Linked DNA regions of Homo sapiens: region 1 is linked to region 2. A link is a contact called in ENCODE Hi-C or POLR2A ChIA-PET data. All regions are on one chromosome and are shown on one strand. The core of a region is the stretch at or near the end of the contact, and the rest is flanking DNA. Distances in the headings are between cores, read along the strand shown. Region 1 holds the start of LINC02569 (long intergenic non-protein coding RNA 2569). Region 2 overlaps PPP1R10 (protein phosphatase 1 regulatory subunit 10).

Evidence for each region. A loop is a pair of places that touch in the nucleus more often than their neighbours do. ChIA-PET counts read pairs that join two places held with the same protein, here RNA polymerase II (POLR2A). Pooled maps may share reads with other maps.
Region 1: a pooled map shows a loop between it and region 2 (2.7-fold over the local background). The contact joins the promoter of LINC02569 here to the enhancer-like site in region 2. A Hi-C loop is called at or near these places in 6 of 50 pooled maps. POLR2A ChIA-PET finds 5 or more read pairs at or near these places in 10 of 52 experiments (A549, A673, GM12878 and 7 more).

The regions. Positions count from the first base shown.
Region 1 is chr6:30,514,037-30,518,789 of GRCh38, reverse strand. LINC02569 (long intergenic non-protein coding RNA 2569) reads right to left here and starts at 2,524. Exons shown (of 2, transcript NR_149088.1): 1 at 2,179-2,524; 2 at 1-77. RefSeq lists enhancers at 341-840, 3,943-4,720.
Region 2 is chr6:30,596,040-30,601,043 of GRCh38, reverse strand. It overlaps PPP1R10 (protein phosphatase 1 regulatory subunit 10), which reads left to right. Exons shown (of 20, transcript NM_002714.4): 20 at 1-631. Among named protein-coding and RNA genes, the nearest start is that of MIR877, 14 kb to the right of the region's middle. Within about 2 kb of position 3,548, at least 4 of the 41 ENCODE cell types and tissues checked have a DNase peak (open chromatin) inside an H3K27ac peak, as active enhancers do.

The sequences.
Region 1 (4,753 bases), core at 1,275-3,774, 81 kb after region 2:
GCTGCAGACCTTCACAGTGAGTGTTAACAGTTCATAAAAGCAGCGTAGACGCAAAGAGTGAGGAGCACTAAGATTTACTGCAAAAAGCAAAAGAACAAAGCAGCTTTTACGGTGTGGAAGAGGACCCGAGCACGTTGCCGCCGCTGGCTTGGGTGGCCTGCTTTTATTCCCCCATCCGGCCCCACCCACATCCTGCTGATTGTTCTATTTTACAGAGAGCTGATTGGTCCATTTTACGGAGAGCTGATTGGTTCATTTTACAGAAAGCTGATTGGTCCGTTTTGACAGAGTGCTTATTGGTGTGTTTACAATCCTTTAGCTAGACACAGAGTGCTGATTGGTGAGTTTACAATCCTTTAGCTAGACACAAAAGTTCTCTAAATCCCCACCAGATTAGCTAGACACAGAGTGGTGATTGGTGCATTTACAAACTTTTAGCTAGACACAGAGTGCTGATTGGTGCGTTTACAATCCTTTACCTAGACACAGAGTGCTGATTGGTGTGTTTACAATCCTTTAGCTAGACACAGAGTGCTGATTGGTGCATTTACAATCCTTTAGCTAGACACAAAAGTTCTCCAAGTCCCCACCAGACCCAGAAGCCCAGCTGGCTTCACCTCTCAATGGCACTCCCGGGACTTTGCCGCGCCTAGTGGGGCACTCCGGCAGCCCAGAGGGCGCTCCTCCCCCACCCCCCCATCAAGCCCAGCAGGCGACGCCAACCTTGCCCCCAGTGCAGGGCCTGCCTAGCCCGCACCCACCCGGAACACCACTGGCCCGGGAGCACCACGCGCAGCCCCTGTTCCCACTGGCGTCTCTCCCTCCACACCTCCCCCCAAGCAGAGGGAGACGGCTCCGGCCTCAGCCAGCCCCAGAGAGGGGCCCCCACAGCACAGCAGTGGGCTGAAGGGCTCCTCGAGCCCGGCCAGAGCAGACACCGAGGCCGAGGAGGCGCCAAGAGCAAGCAAGGGCTGCTAGCAGGTTGTCACCTCTCAATGCCACTGCACTCTAGCCTGAGTAACAGAGCAGATCTGGTGTCAAAAAATAAAATAAAAAATAAAGAACGAGACCAGGCACGGTGGCTCACGCCTGTAATCCCAGCACTTTGGGAGGCTGAGGTGGGCAGATCACGAGCTCAGGAGTTTGAGACCACCCTGGCCAACATGGCAAAACCTTGTCTCTACTAAAAGTACAAAAATTAACTGGGCATGGTGGTGGGTGCTTGTATTCCCAGCTACTCAGGAGGCTGAGGCAGGAGAATCACTTGCATCTGGGAGGCAGAGGTTGCAGTGAACCCAGATCGCGCCACTGCACTCTAGCCTGGGCAACAAGAGTGCAACTTCGTCTCAAAAAAATAAATAAAGAAAAATAAAATGAAACCTCCAATTAAAAGGAGAAATTCAACCAGGTGCAGTGGCTCACGCCTGTATCCCAACACTTTGGGAGGCCAAGGTGGGTGGATCGCTTGAGGTCAGGAGTTCGAGACCAGCCTGACCAACATGGTGAAACCCCATCTCTACTAAAAATACAAAAAATTAGCTGGATGTGGTGGTGCACACCTGTAGTCCCAGCTACTCGGGAGGCTGAGGCAGGAGAATTGTTTAAACTTGGGGCGTGGAGGTAGCAGTGAGCCGAGATCACGCCATTGCATTCCAGCTTGGGTGACAGAGCGAGACTCAGTCACAAATAAATAAATAAATAAATAGGCCAGGTGCGGTGGCTCACGCCTGTAATTCCAGCACTTTGGGAGGCCGAGGTGGGCGGATCACCTGAGGTCAGGAGTTCGAGACCAGCCTGCCCAACATGGTGAAACCCCATGTCTACTAAAAATACACACACAGACACAAAATAGCCAAAATTAGCCAAAAAATTATAAATAAATAAAATAAAAAGATAAGTTGCACACTCAGGAGGCTGAGGCAGGAGACTCGCTTGAACCCAGGAGGTGGAGGCTGCAGTGAGCCGAGACCACGCCATTTCACTCCAGTCTGGGCGACAAAGCAAGACTCTGTCTCAAAAAAAAAAAAAAGACAAATTCAGCAGAAGCATTGCTTGAGTAACACGGAAACTCAGAACCAGGAAACTGAAGGCGGTTACTCCACATACATCTGGGGCAATAAGTGAGCTGTTCCAGCGCGGCTTACGCTGTGGGCGGAGGCGGGCAGGAAATTCACTTACAAGTCTGTGCCAGGAAACAGGAAGAAGGTGCCTCCTGTGATACAAGATACAGACGTAGTCTCCTATCCAGGAAACAGGGACAGAGCCGCAGACCAGATAAAGATACGACCAACATTTTTCATTAAATATTCTCAACGGATTATTTACATTTTTTCTAGAAAAGTAAAATTTAAACCTGAATACATTTGATAACTATGGAATGTGAGCATTCACGTATGCTTGTGACCTGGTTCCTCTACGCTTCAGGGGTCGCCCTGGTCCCAAAGCGCTTCCTGCCGCTCCCACTTCCTCTGTTTTCACCGGAGGGGCAGCCACAGTTCTCGGCTGAGAGAAACTCGGTCGTTCTGTTTACCTCGTGAATGATTGGCTACAGATCCCAGAGAGGAAATAGGGACCCACCCCTCAGTTGTTATGCAATCTGGGGCGGAGTCCGGGGTCCATAGCCTTTCTGAGGGTAACCTGAGCGGGAGAAGTTGTTGCGCCTGATCTCAAACAGCCTTTCGCACGGAAAAGGATTCCTAAAAGTGGGGTTACTCCTCCACAGCAATAGCGTCCTTAAAATAGGGGCTCCCGGCTGGGCGCGGTGGCTCACCCCTGTAATCCCAGCACTTGAGAGGCCAAGACAGGCGGATCACCTGAGGTTGGGAGTTCGAGACCAGCCTGAACAACATGGAGAAACCCCCTCTCTACTAAAAATACAAAATTAGCCGGGTGTGGTGGCGCATGCCTGTAATACAAGCTACTCGGGAGGCTGAGGCAGGAGAATCGCTTGAACCTGGGAGGCGGAAGTTGCGGTGAGCCGAGATGGCGCCATTGCACTATAGCCTGGGCAGCGGCAAGAGCGAAACTCCGTCTCAAAAAAAAAAAAAAAAAAAAAACTATATATCTATCTATCATCTATCTATCTATCTATCTATCTATCTATCTATCTATCTATCTAGGCTGCCGGTGAGGACGTGAGGCACGTGCCACTGAGCCACTGAGAATTTACCCCCCTGGGCAAGTCTGTGAGGCCAGGGCCCCTAGGGAAAAAAGCCTTTCCCAGATTTTAGGGCTCATATGCCTGCAGTGGGTTGGTAGGGATCGGGGAAGATGATGAGGTTGGGATAAGGAAGTGGTACCAATAGAAAGACTAAGCAAACCAAACCAAATCAAACTTTCCCCTTTCCATCCCTGTCCTCCTCTTTGCAATCCCATTTGGGTGGCTGAAGGCAGACCCTGACCAGAGCCATCCTTGCCGGCTTCTTTTGTCTTGCTCTGTGGGGAAACGAGTGAAGAAAAAAGCAGAAGGAAAGGCAAGTGAAATGGAGCCCTCTGTGAAGAACTACGACTAGGGTCACACAGAGCAAAATTCCTAGCCTTCCTTTGAGGAGTAGCCGTATTTCCATTTAAAAAGGACCCACTTTATGCAAGATTCAGGGCTGGGAATTGGTCCTTCCTGCCTCAAGAATTTCAAAGACTTCTAGAGGAGAGTGTCCAAAGACAGACAAGAAAGTGGCCAGTGCCCTGAAGAAAGTCAGGGGGTCCAGGGGAGTGTGAACCCTGAATATCTGAGACAGGTCTCAGTTAATTTAGAAAGTTTATGTTGTCAGGGTTGAGGATGTGTGTCGGTGACACAGCCTTAGGAAGTCCTGATGACATGTGCCCAAGTTGGTCAGGGCACAGCTTGGTTTTATACATTTTAGGGAGACATGAGACATCAATCAACATATGTAAGATTAACATTGGTTCGGTCTGGAAAGGCGGGACAACTTGAAGCAATGGTGGGACAACTCCAAGTGGCGAGGGGGCTTCCAGGTCATAGGTAGATAAGAGACAAATGGTTACTTTCTTTTGAGTTTCTTTTTTTTTGAGATGGAGGCTCGCTCCTGTTGCACAGGCTGGAGTGCAGTGGTGCGATCTTGGCTTGTTGCAACCTCCACCTCCCAGGTTCAAGCGATTCTCATTCCTCAGCCTCCCGAATAGCTGGGATTACAGGCATGTGCCACCACGCTGAGCTAATTTTTGTATTTTTAGTAGAGACGGGGTTTCACCATGTTGGCCAGGCTGGTCTCGAACTCCTGGCCTCGGGTGATCCATCCGCCTCGGCCTCCCAAAGTGCTAGGATTACAGGTGTGAGCCACTGTGCCCGGCCTCTTTTGAGTTTCTGATTAGCCTCTCCAAAGGAGGCAATCAGATAGCATTTATCTCAGTAAGCAGAGGAGTGACCGAATAGAATGAGACGTAGGTTTGCTCTCAGCAGTTCCCAACTTGACTTTTCCCTTTAGCTTAGTGATTTTCGGGCCCCAAGATTTATTTTCCTTTCACAGGTATCCCCTGTTCAGTTCAGACTGAACCTGAGGGGGTGTAGGGATGTACTCCAGGCTGGAGTGAAGTGGCATGATCTCGGCTCACTGCAACGTCTGCTTTCTAGGCTCAAGAGATCCTCCCAACTCAGCCTCCTGAGTAACTGGGATTTCAGGTGAGCACAACCATGCCCAGCTAATTTTTGTATTTTTAGTAGAGACGGGGTTTTGCCCTGTTTCCCAGGCTGGTCTGGAACTCCTGAACTCAGGTGATCCACCCACCTCGGCCT
Region 2 (5,004 bases), core at 2,299-4,798:
TCAGCTGGATTTGAGTTCTGGAACACACATCATCCCCACCCCTCCCCCAGCGTGGGCTCACCATTCTTAGTCCTTTCTCAAGTGGGACCTTCAACTTTCTGTGAACACCCAGTCTGCGTCCTGGGTCTGCTAGGTTCGATGATGGCGAACTCGTATCTGCATCCGGTGCAAGTTTTAGCTGGCAGAGGTGAGACCGGTGGTGCTGGTCTGCCTTTGCCAACTATAGCCAGTCTGGAGACTTGATAAAATACTTCAGTGAGACCAGCTTCTCATCAACTTGGGCCCGGCGTGCTGGGCCTGAAAGTCACACTACATGCACTGCCTTTGGGAGTCAGCTCACTCCCTGCTCCCACCTGGAACCTTGCCAGCGTGAAGGAGGCTTCCAGGTACTTCACCCTGTCAACCACCTCTGAATCCCCACCAGGCGCCTTCCTGGGTGGATTCAACAAGATGATTTTGCCCTTTCCCAGTTCTCTCCTTCACTTTGGCATCAGTTGTTTTCTATGAAAACAGTGGATTGGTTGGGTTTTGTGCAGGGTCTTGGGTTAGAGCCAAAATGGATTTGAGGATGAGTATTTTTTTTTTTGGTTTTGTATATTTTGTACATTAATAATAAACAGTGGAAAGAGAAGCAGCTTATTTAACCCCTAGTGTGTTTGGACTTTTTTGAGACGGAGTCTCGCTCCGTTGCCTGGGCTAGAATGCAGTGGTGCAGTCTTGGCTTACTGCAATCTCTGCCTCCTGGGTTCAAGGGATTCTTCTGCCTCAGTCTTCTGAGTAGCTGGGATTCCAGGCACCTGCCACCATGCCTGGCTAATTTTTTTGTATTTTTAGTAGAGACTTGGTTTCACCATGTTGGCCAGGCTGGTCTGGAACTCCTGACCTCGTGATCTGCCCGCCACGGCCTCCCAAAGCGCTGGGATTACAGGCGTGAGCCACCGCGCCCGGCCTGGACTGTTTTTCATTTTTTTTTTTTTAAAAGCCATTACCACCTGTGTTAGATACATTAGTACAAATCTGTGGAATCTGATTTTTACTCCTCTGGAGCTAATGCTTGATCTAACAGTTGCTATTAAGTACTGGTGAAAAAATGCTTCAAAAAGTACATAAAATACTCTAGGATACAGAGTAGATCTCGGCCACAGGGCTCTTTCCTGGTTTTCATCTTTCTGAGTCTTCTTTAACACGCCTCGTGTGTGTTCCTAGAACAGTCCTATCCTGGCTATCGTGCCCTCTAGGATGTGTTCTTGGTCATCTTATCCACATTCTACAGATAAGGGAGGAAATCCTGAGGATGCTGGAGTCAGATAAAGGCCATTGTCCCAGCTCTACCTCTCTACAGCCTGGGTGACCTTAGCCAGGTTAGTGTTGGGTATCAGTGGCTCATGTCTGTAATCCCAGCACTTTTGGGAGGCCGAGGTGGGAAGACTACTTGAGCCCAGGAGTTTGAGACCAGCCTGAGCAACATAGGGAGACCAGGTCTGTACAAAAAATACAAAAAATATTAGGCATGGTGGCACATGCCTTTAGTTCCAGCTACCTGGGAGGCTGAGGCGAGAGGATCACTTGAGCCTGGGAGTTCAAACTCACAGCTATGATTGTACCACTGCAATCCAGCCGGAGCAACAGAGCAAGACCCTGTCTCAAAAAAAAAAAAAAAAAAAAAAAGCCAGGCATATTGGGTCATGCCTGTAATCCCATCACTTTGGGAAGGCGAGGTGGGTGGATCACCTGAGGTCAGGAGTTGGAGACCAGCCTGGCCAACATGACAAAACCCCGTCTCTACTAAAAATACAAACATTAGCTGGGTGCCTATAACCCAGCTACTCCGGAGGCTGAGGCGGGAGAATCCCTTAAACCCAGGAGGTGCAGGTTGCAGTGGGCCGAGATCATGCCACTGCACTCCAGCCTGAGTGACAGGGCAAAATTCCGTCACAAAAAAACAAAGGGTAAGTATAGACTGCTCTTCCCAAAGTGGCTCTGGCCAGGCATGGTGGCTCAAGCCAGTAATCCGAGCACTTTGGGACGCCAACATGGGAGGATCACTTGAACCCAGGAGTTCAAAACTACCCTAAGCAACATAGGGAAGCTCCATTTCCCCATTTCCGCGCCTGGCCTCCACTCTTCTTAAACCAGAAATTAAAGCTGGGCATGTTGGCTCACGCCTGTAATCCCAGCACTTTGGGAGGCCCACATGGGACGATCACTTGAACCCAGGAGTTCAAAACTACCCTAAGCAACATAGGGAAACTCCATTTCCCCATTTCCGCGCCTGGCCTCCACTCTTAAACCAGAAATTAAAGCTGGGCGTGGTGGCTCACGCCTGTAATCCCAGCACCTTGGGAGGCCGAAGCAGTTGGATCACCTGAGGTCAGAAGTTCGAGACCAGCCTGGCCAACATGAAGAAACCCCATCTCTACTAAAAATACAAAAATTAGCTGGGTGTGGTTACTGGCGCCTGTTATCCCAGCTACTCGGAAGGCAGGAGAATCGCTTGAACCCAGGAGGCAGAGGTTGCAGACTGCACCACTGCACTCCAGCCTGGGCAACAAGAGTGAAACTCCATCTGAAAAAAAAAAGAAAGGATACATCACTCTGGGGGGAGTGTGTGTGGCAGATATGGGGCAGTTGAAGATATTAACATGTTTTAACATGTGGGTTGAGAATGGCGGTTTTCAAGTCTGTTAGCATTCATCAGGATCATCTGAAGAGCTTATTAGAAAACAAATCTGGGGCCGGGTGCAGTGGCTCATACCTGTAAACCCAGCACTTTGGGAGGCCAAGGCGGGTAGATCAGGAGGTCAGGAGTTCGAGACCAGCCTGACCAACATGGAGAACCCCCGTCTCCACTAAAAATACAAAAATTAGCCGGGCGTGGTGGCGCATGCCTGTAATCCCAGCTACTCGGGAGGCCGAGGCAGGAGAATTGCTTGAACCCGGGAGGTGGAGGTCGTGGTGAGCCGAGATCGCACCATTGCACTCCAGTCTGGGTAACAAGAGCGAAACTTGGTCTCAAAAAAAAAAAAAAAAAAAAGAAAGAAAAAAAAAAACAAATTTGGGTTGGATGCAGTGGCTTATGCCTGTAATCCCAGCACTTTGAGAGGCCAAGGCGGATGGATCACCTGAGGTGAGGAGTTTGTGACCAGCCTGGCCAACATGGTGAAATCCCATCTCTACTAAAAATACAAAAATTAGTCAGGCATGGTGGCTCGCGCCTGTAATCCCAGCTACTTGGGAGACTAAAGCAGGAGAATCACTTGAACCCGGGAAGTGGAGGTTGCAGTGAGCAGAGATCACACCACTGCACTTCAGCTTGGGTGACAGAGCCAGACTCCATCTCCATCTCAAAAAACAAAAACAAAACAAAAAGAAAAAACAGACAGATTGGGGGTAGGGTCCAGCAAAATTCTGATTTAGTAGGTCAGGATGGATCCCGAGATATGCATTTCTAACAAATTCCCAGTTGCTGAGGCTGCTACACTGCCCTGGAATACGTGTCTCAGCTGTATTTCCAGCATTGGCCACATGAGGGGGCAACAATGTTTTATCAGTATCTGAAAGGCCTCACTGCATGTAGGCCCAAAGTGGGTAGTTTTACCTTCCCCTTGCCCAGGCTTGGTGTGTGTGGGCGGAGGTGTTCAGGTCAGTCTGTTGTTGCTGTGTGCACTGGGAGAAGACCTGAGAAGACATAATCTAAGGACCAGGCTAGGGCGTGAAATACCAAAGAAGTATACAGCTCAAGTGAAAAAACCCAAACATGTCACAACCTAGTGGTCACAACTTTGTGTCTCTTTCTGCTTCCATTTACTGCCTGCTTCTCACCTTTCTTCTATCTCCTGCAACAAGCCACAAGAACCTTAAAAGAGAGCTTAAAGTTTTTACTGTATTTTAAGAATAAGCTCGGCCGAGCGCGGTGGCTCACACCTGTAATCCCAACACTCTGGGAGGCCGAGGCGGGCAAATCCCAAGGTCAGGAGATGGAGACCATCCTAGCCAACATGGTGAAACCCCGTCTCTATTAAAAATACAAAAATTGCCAGGCGCGGTGGCTCACGCCTGTAATCCCAGCACTTTGGGAGGCCGAAGCGGGCAGATCATGAGGTCAGGAGATGGAGACCATCCTGGCTAACAAGGTGAAACCCCTTCTCTACTAAAAATACAAAAACTTAGGTGGGTGTGGTGGCGGGTGCCTGTAATCCCAGCTACTGAGGAGACTGAGGCAGGAGAATGGCATGAACCCGGGAGGTGGAGCTTGCAGCGAGCAGAGATCGCGCCACTGCACTCCAGCCTGGGCGACAGAGCAAGACTCTGTCTCAAAAAAAAAAAAAAATTAGCCGGGAGTGGTGGCACGCACCTGTAGTCCCAGCTACTTGGGAGGCTGAGGCAGGGGAATCGCTTGAATCCAGGAGGCAGAGGTTGCAGTGAGCCGAGATAACGCTACTGCATTCCAGGATGGCGACAGAGCAAGACTCCGTCTGAAAAAAAAAGAAAGAATGAGCTCATTTTCTTTCAAATCATTTATGAAAATTCGGCCAGGCGTGGTGGCTCACGCCTGTAATCCCAGCACTTTGGGAGGCCGAGGCGCGTGGATCACCTGAGATCAGGAGTTCGAGAGCAACCTGACCAACATGGTGAAACCGTCTCTACTAAAAATACAAAAAATTAGCCGGGCGTGGTGACTGGTGCCTGTAATCCCAGCTACTCTGGAGGCTGAGGCAGAAGAATCGTTTGAACCCAGGAGGCGGAGGTTGCAGTGAGCTGAGATCGTGCCATTGCACTCCAGCCTGGGTGACAGCAAAATTTCATCTCAAAAAAAAAAAAAAAAAAAATTCAAAGAAACCTGTTTTTTTTTTTTAGACAAGTTTCACTCTTTTGCCCAGGCTGGAGTGAAATGGCACGATCTTGGCTCACTGCCCCCTGGGTTCAAGGATTCTCCTGCCTCAGCCTCCTGAGTAGCTGGGATTGTAGGCACCTGCCACCACGCCTGGCTAATTTCTGTATTTT